Regions from separate parts of the Mus musculus genome. Here all the other regions are linked to region 1. A link is a loop called in an ENCODE intact Hi-C map of the cell type or tissue named here. Cell type or tissue: heart. All regions are shown on one strand.

The links. Peaks named below come from ENCODE experiments on the same cell type or tissue, not always from the same donor. Only the 100,000 strongest peaks of a DNase experiment are listed, where the experiment ranks them.
Region 2: a loop joins it to region 1, with 7 times the contacts of the local background. A loop is called at or near these places in 19 of 42 quality-filtered maps.
Region 3: a loop joins it to region 1, with 4 times the contacts of the local background. A loop is called at or near these places in 18 of 42 quality-filtered maps.

The regions. Positions count from the first base shown.
Region 1 is chr8:10,438,020-10,440,519 of GRCm38, reverse strand. Myo16 (myosin XVI) reads right to left here. Exons shown (of 35, transcript NM_001319151.1): 18 at 1,604-1,721; 19 at 816-887. Among named protein-coding and RNA genes, the nearest start is that of Gm51561, 9.0 kb to the right of the region's middle. In heart, no CTCF peak of the experiment used is centred here; a DNase peak (open chromatin) is centred at 1,549; H3K27ac peaks cover 251 bases.
Region 2 is chr8:11,012,328-11,014,827 of GRCm38, reverse strand. The region is part of intron 1 of 9530052E02Rik (RIKEN cDNA 9530052E02 gene); the gene reads right to left. Among named protein-coding and RNA genes, the nearest start is that of Irs2, 4.6 kb to the right of the region's middle. In heart, a CTCF peak has its summit at 1,249 (motif pointing right); a DNase peak (open chromatin) is centred at 1,287; H3K27ac peaks cover 709 bases.
Region 3 is chr8:11,005,826-11,008,325 of GRCm38, reverse strand. It overlaps Irs2 (insulin receptor substrate 2), which reads left to right. Exons shown (of 2, transcript NM_001081212.2): 1 at 1-2,500. 9530052E02Rik (RIKEN cDNA 9530052E02 gene) reads right to left here and starts at 476. Exons shown (of 5, transcript NR_046017.1): 1 at 315-476. In heart, a CTCF peak has its summit at 1,136 (motif pointing right); DNase peaks (open chromatin) are centred at 225, 1,175, 1,905 and 2,255; H3K4me3 peaks cover 2,500 bases; H3K27ac peaks cover 2,500 bases.

The DNA.
Region 1 (2,500 bases):
AAAACTCAGTATGTTGATTAGCATGGAAGGGGGGATTCTAAGCAGTAGGGGTCATTAGCCAAGCATCAAAATCCCTGCAAGCCAGACCCACGAAGCAGCTGGTAAGTTCGACATAGAGTGCCCGGGGAGGCCAGCCCTCACAGCTATGAAGAGGAAGGTTGAAGAAGGGCATCCATCCTGACATTTCAGTGGATAGCTGAAGCACATGCAGGAGTGCTAGTCTCCTGTGCACGGAGCACGGCCTTGCACCAGTGGGTGCCACAGGGAGTAGGCATACACAGAGGGCTGAAGCCGCCCTGTGAAGGTAGACAGCTTCTTTACCAGTGGCTTGGCATCTCTGGTGATTAACCCCTTTTAATCTGACTACTTTCCTCCCTGAGGAGAGTAATAGTTATGCCCGCCTCCTGACCATTCTTGAGATCAGAAATGACAAACTTCGGACCATTTGGCTCCATGCCATTCCCTCATAAACACCAAATAAATGACAGCCCCCATTCTGAGCGGGGAAAGGCAGAGAGAAGGCCGCACCCCTCCCCCATGAAGATCCATGTTTTATGAGAATACATCCTCTTAGATTGATGGCTTTGTTTTTCTGAACTGACAGGTTGATTAGGAAGGGGGCTAGTTACTCAGAATGATCTCCCGGGAGCATGGCAGGGTTCCCATACAGCAGCCTTTCAGTGCTTTCTCCTGGCACTCAGTCCATGCAAACAGTTTCCCCCGTGTGGAGACAGGCAAGGCTGTGTTTAATTTCCCCATTTCAAAGAAGCCCAGGGACTGTACAAAGGTAAAAGTCAGGTTGCACAAGGACTTACCTTTAAAATACTGAATATCAGTTGTTAGGGCGGATGCCAGCTCGTCGGTCGACACTTGCAACATACCTGCCACTGAAATCAAACACAGCTGTAAATAAGAAAGCACCATGCATTTCAACACTAAGAACACTGCGATTTGTGTCCATTGTGTGCATACTTCATGTTAGAAGGAGAGCAACTTCTACTCTCTGGCTTAAACTCATCTAGAGAAATGCCTTAGTACTCCAGACACTGGTGGGATCTTGTGTCTGTCTGGATTTAGTAAGGACATATTTTCCCCTTCACCACCCTTGTAGATAGGGCTGGATTATTTTTTTCCAAATTCCTTATTAAAATAACTTTGAAACAGGTGAAAATAGGCCATTTATTGGAAGCCCGTGGTTTGAGGATATTTTTTTAAAACTAGATGTGACCATGAAAACAATATCAAACAAGAGGGGCTTTTGAACATGGTGTTTAAAGGAAAGTAATTGTGAGTTTATAATGTTTAGCTAACGACTCCTCTCCAAATACTGTGTGGACAGCAGGTTGGGGCAAAGAATATTCTAATAATATCAAATGATCTAAAGTATATGATGATACCCCTGTGCAGAATGGGACCACGAAAGCACGTTTGTCAACCACCCCCTTTCGAGAAAAGAAAGAGGTTCTCCCCTCCCCCCAAGACTTCAGACCAGCTAGTGATTGTTGCAGCCAGCCGGATTCTGTGCTGTGTCGCCATCTGCTGGCAAAACTGTGAAACTGCACCCCCAACGACTTTGCCATCAAGGTGGTGGTGCTCCACTGACCTTGTTCCAGAAGCTGGAGGTCAGAGACAAAGGCCGAGTCAGCTTCTGTTAGTGCAGTGAACTGAATGTCTCCGATGTGTAGTATCGCCGATAGGATAACGAATAGGTTTTCCACCTCCTAAGTGTTTACAGAGAACAGATAGAATAATTCAGAGGTGGGAGCTCCAAGCAACCGGGAGCATTCTGGTGGGGTTGGGCTTGCCACTCTTCAGACCCACAGTGGGAGATTCAAGAAACTGCTCAAAATCAAATCTCAGCTCCATGTGCGTTGCCCTAAATTGCTGTTCTGGTATGAATCAGTGTGTTCTGGATAATCATTATTATATATATATATAAATAGTGATTGTAGTCCAATCACTTGCAGGAAACACCCCACTGTCCCAAGCTGTTCTTGCACATGGGTGCAGGGAACAGGAGAGGAGGGCCTGGTCTGGAAGCCTGGAACTGAGGGAAGAGTGGGACCTGAAGCTGGGAATTGCCACTTTCCCATTTATAAAGTAAGCACCTGGAGGTACTGATCTCAAGCAATTCTTAGGTATAGCATTCCATAATTAACAGAAGGCAGCATTTCCCACTGGACTCTGCAAGGTAGTCACCTCTACACAGGCAAGGAGGGCCTGTGCTGTTCTCGGGGGGGGGGGGTATGATTTATTCAGTGAGGAAGACAGAGCTTTGAGTGTTCACTATAACCCACGATATAATGCAGTGAAACTGAATCAGAGGAAAACTCCCCATGGAAGGAGGAGGAGTTCTGGGGTCCCGCTTTTGTCTGTAGTGGTGCAGTGGTGTCCCCCTGCCTTGTCAGCTTGCCTGCTACTGGATATGGTTGGTGCAGAGATGGAGGCTTCTCTGCAAAGTAGTCTCAAAGAACCACAAGCCCTTGCAGGTTTTGCTCTA
Region 2 (2,500 bases), 570 kb before region 1:
TCTGATGCATTTTTAAGATTTATTTTTATATGCATGTGTGAACGTCCTCTGCACATATCTACGTGCACTACATGCCTGTCTGATGCTTTGAGGTCAGAAGGTGTTATATCCCTAGGAACTTGAGTTACAGGTAGTTGTAAACCTCCTGTAGTTGCTGAGAACTGAACTCAAGTCCTCTGCAAGAGCAGAAAGTGCCCTTAACCACTGAGTAGTCTCTCCACGCCTGGTATTTTATTTTTTAATATTTAGTTTATCTCTGTGTGTGTGTGTGTGTGTGTGTGTGTGTGTGTGTGTGTCTGTCTGAGTGAATGTCACGTGTATTTGAGTGCCTTCAGAGGTTAGAAGAGGCATTGGATTCCCCAGAGCTGTGTAGACAGTTGTGAACCATCTGTCATGGCCCTTTGGAAAAGCAGAAGGTGCTATTAACCACTGAACCATCTCTCCAGACCCAACTACTGTTACTGATACTGTATGCCAGCTTTTGTTGTAAAGGCAGAATCCCAAGGATGTGATTGGCAGGACACACATCAATCAAGCCTTTGGGATCCTTCCTTCTAGGCAAATAATAGCTCTCTCTAAACAGACCACTGATCTTCCTATTGCCATTATATTGCAGCATAAAATAGAATCCAACATGGTCTAAACTGAGACCAAGTAATCAAAAGAAAAAAAAAAAGGTTGCATATTCAGAATGAGCTAAGAAGTCATTAGCACACAATTCTAACTATTTTACTCAGAAACACCGATACACACTTGTGACTGACACTTGTCATTCATATTATTTTCTTTCCCACTCATATTTTTTTATTTCATTTTGAAATTTTTCTATGTGACACTGGCTTATTCTACAAAGCATCTGAAGTTGAATAGCCAGTGTAGAGGAAGGTTAGCTTTGGTGTTATCTAGCAAGGCATAGCATAATCCTGAGTTTAAGTTCTTGATTTCTTGTGCTGGTTTGTTTTCCGAAACTTTAAATTGTTGTTAGTAGATATTTTGCACCCTATGGTGTTGAATGTGCTCATATTCGTTCCACAGTTGCTGGTCTGCTCCCAGGCCTTGATCACGTCCCTCCTCACCTGTTACTCTGTCCTCTGCACCGATGCGTCTCTCTTACATCTTAAATCACATTTAACTGCCATCCTTCAGGATCTCAGCAAAGCCGATGTACGGTAGGTGGGAAGTAATTTCATGAAACAACCCTTCAGGCACCAGCAGAGGGGCAGCTGTGCTCACTGGACGCCTTAGAAAAAGACGTCGCCAGTGGGTGGCAGTGTGGGTAAGAGCCAGTCACATTTCCCGAGGTAGAAATCCTTAAGGCTGGGTTTTAAAAACAACCTTACAATACAGACTCGAGAAGCAGCCCGCTAATGGTTGTAAGGACATGGCAGGTTTTGGAGTGAGAAACAATTTCAGCAAACATTGGGCCACCTGGCAGGAGGCAGCTGGCTGTGTCAGTTACTTCTGGAGCCCAGGCCAACTGCTTGCTCCTGATCCACAGCACAGAGCAAAGAGCATAATTTGACCTTGCTCTCCAGAGGCTCAGGGACTTGCAGAAGGTCACTCCCAGCTGTCCCTATTTCTCCTTCAGAAAACATAGCTGTGTCACTTCAGAGACATTCTTTTTTTATTTATTTTTATTTTTATTTTTTCAGAGACATTCTTAATGTCCCTGGCATCCACTGTGTGGACCCAGAAGCAGGCAGTTCTTACTTTATACGTTATGGTGGTTGTAGCATTCAGTAAGCCTTTATTTTAGAAAACCATCCTTGAGTTAGTGCCTAGGATTATCAAGACTGTTGAATCAACATTTTTTTTTTTTTGAGACAGGGTTTCTCTGTATATCCCTGGCTGTCCTGGAACTCACTCTGTGGACCAGGCTGGCCTCGAACTCAGAAATCCACCTGCCTCTGCCTCCCGAGTGCTGGGATTAAAGGCGTGCGCCACCACGCCCGGCGAATCAACATTTTTAATGGACAGAATGAATACTAAGGTGGAAAGCTATTACAGTGTCTAATGAAATAATACAATCAATGTATACACATTCACATAAGCTCTTTTTCTTCCTTCCTTCCTTCCTTTCTTCCTTCCTTCCTTCCTTTCTTTCTTTCCTTTTTTTCCTTCCTTCCTTCCTTCCTTCCTTCCTTCCTTCCTTCCTTTCTTTCTTTCTTTCTTTCTTTCTTTCTTTCTTTCTTTCTTTCTTTCTTTCTTTCCTCCCTCCCTCCCTCCCTCCCTCCCTCCCTCCCTCCCTTCCTTCCTTCCTTCCTTCCTTCCTTCCTCCCCTCCTTCTCCTCCTCCTTCTTCTCCTCTTTTGTTTGTTTCATTTTTGAGACAAGGTCTCACTAAGAGACATGACTGGGCTGTGAGTAGACTAGGCTGACCTTGAACTTAATAGAGCTTCACCTGTTTTTGCCTGCTGAGTTTTTACACGTTCTGATTGTTGAGCTGTTGGCACTTCCAAGCACAGATACTGAGTGAGGTAGACAACAGTTACATTCTTGCC
Region 3 (2,500 bases), 570 kb before region 1:
TACCTGCGCAAGCAGAAGCACGGCCACAAGCGCTTTTTCGTGTTGCGCGGCCCCGGCACGGGCGGCGACGAGGCATCCGCGGCTGGGGGGTCGCCGCCGCAGCCTCCGCGGCTGGAGTACTACGAGAGCGAGAAGAAGTGGAGGAGCAAGGCGGGCGCGCCGAAGCGAGTGATCGCGCTCGACTGCTGTCTGAACATCAACAAGCGCGCGGACGCCAAGCACAAGTACCTGATCGCCCTCTACACCAAGGACGAGTACTTCGCTGTAGCGGCGGAGAACGAGCAGGAGCAGGAGGGCTGGTACCGCGCACTCACCGACTTGGTCAGCGAAGGCCGCTCTGGCGAGGGGGGCTCGGGCACCACCGGAGGCTCTTGCAGCGCCTCTCTCCCGGGCGTCCTGGGCGGCTCAGCGGGCGCCGCTGGCTGCGATGACAACTACGGGCTCGTGACACCCGCCACGGCCGTCTACCGCGAGGTGTGGCAGGTGAACCTGAAACCTAAGGGACTGGGCCAGAGCAAGAACCTGACTGGTGTATACCGCCTATGCCTGTCTGCGCGCACCATCGGCTTCGTGAAGCTCAATTGCGAACAGCCGTCGGTGACGCTGCAGCTTATGAACATTCGCCGCTGCGGCCACTCGGACAGCTTCTTCTTCATCGAGGTGGGCCGTTCGGCCGTCACCGGTCCCGGGGAGCTGTGGATGCAAGCCGACGACTCGGTGGTGGCGCAGAACATCCATGAGACCATCCTAGAAGCTATGAAGGCACTCAAAGAGCTCTTCGAGTTCCGGCCTCGCAGCAAGAGTCAGTCGTCCGGGTCGTCAGCCACGCATCCCATCAGCGTGCCGGGCGCGCGCCGCCACCACCACCTAGTCAACCTACCCCCTAGCCAGACCGGCCTGGTGCGCCGCTCGCGCACTGACAGCCTGGCGGCCACCCCCCCAGCAGCCAAGTGCACTTCGTGCCGGGTTCGTACGGCCAGCGAGGGCGACGGCGGCGCGGCAGGCGGGGCCGGGACGGCAGGAGGCAGGCCGATGTCGGTGGCAGGGAGCCCCCTGAGTCCCGGGCCGGTGCGCGCGCCCCTTAGCCGCTCGCACACCCTGAGCGCCGGCTGCGGAGGCCGCCCGAGCAAAGTGACTCTGGCGCCGGCAGGGGGAGCCCTGCAACACAGCCGCTCCATGTCCATGCCCGTGGCGCACTCACCTCCTGCAGCCACCAGCCCAGGCAGCCTGTCCTCCAGCAGTGGGCACGGCTCGGGCTCCTACCCGCTGCCACCTGGCTCCCACCCGCACCTGCCTCATCCACTGCATCACCCCCAAGGCCAGCGTCCGTCCAGCGGTAGTGCCTCCGCCTCGGGCTCCCCCAGCGACCCGGGTTTCATGTCCCTTGACGAGTATGGCTCCAGCCCTGGCGACCTGAGAGCCTTCAGTAGCCACAGGAGCAACACACCCGAGTCAATAGCGGAGACCCCGCCAGCCAGAGATGGCAGTGGGGGCGAACTCTATGGGTACATGAGCATGGATAGACCCCTGAGCCACTGTGGCCGCCCTTACCGTAGGGTCTCAGGGGATGGGGCCCAGGACCTGGATAGAGGACTGAGGAAGAGGACTTATTCCCTAACCACGCCTGCCAGGCAGCGGCAGGTACCTCAGCCTTCCTCTGCCTCTCTAGATGAATACACTCTCATGAGGGCCACCTTCTCTGGTAGTTCAGGTCGCCTCTGCCCATCCTTCCCTGCGTCCTCTCCCAAAGTGGCCTACAACCCTTACCCAGAGGACTATGGAGACATTGAGATTGGTTCTCACAAGAGTTCCAGCAGTAACCTGGGGGCAGATGATGGCTACATGCCCATGACCCCTGGGGCAGCCCTTAGGAGTGGTGGTCCCAATAGCTGCAAGAGCGATGACTACATGCCCATGAGCCCCACAAGCGTGTCTGCTCCCAAGCAGATCCTGCAGCCACGCTTGGCAGCGGCCTTGCCCCCTTCCGGAGCAGCCGTGCCAGCACCCCCTTCAGGGGTGGGCAGGACCTTCCCAGTAAACGGAGGTGGCTACAAAGCCAGCTCCCCAGCGGAGAGCTCCCCAGAAGACAGTGGGTACATGCGAATGTGGTGTGGCTCCAAGCTGTCTATGGAGAACCCAGACCCTAAGCTACTCCCCAACGGGGACTACCTCAACATGTCCCCCAGCGAGGCAGGCACTGCAGGGACCCCACCTGACTTCTCAGCAGCTTTGCGTGGAGGCAGTGAAGGCCTCAAAGGCATCCCGGGCCACTGCTACAGCTCTTTGCCCCGCTCTTATAAGGCTCCCTGTTCCTGCAGCGGAGACAATGACCAGTATGTGCTCATGAGCTCCCCTGTGGGCCGGATCTTGGAAGAGGAGAGACTGGAGCCCCAGGCCACCCCAGGGGCTGGCACCTTTGGGGCAGCTGGTGGTAGTCATACCCAGCCTCATCACTCAGCAGTGCCTTCCTCCATGAGGCCGAGTGCCATCGGTGGCCGCC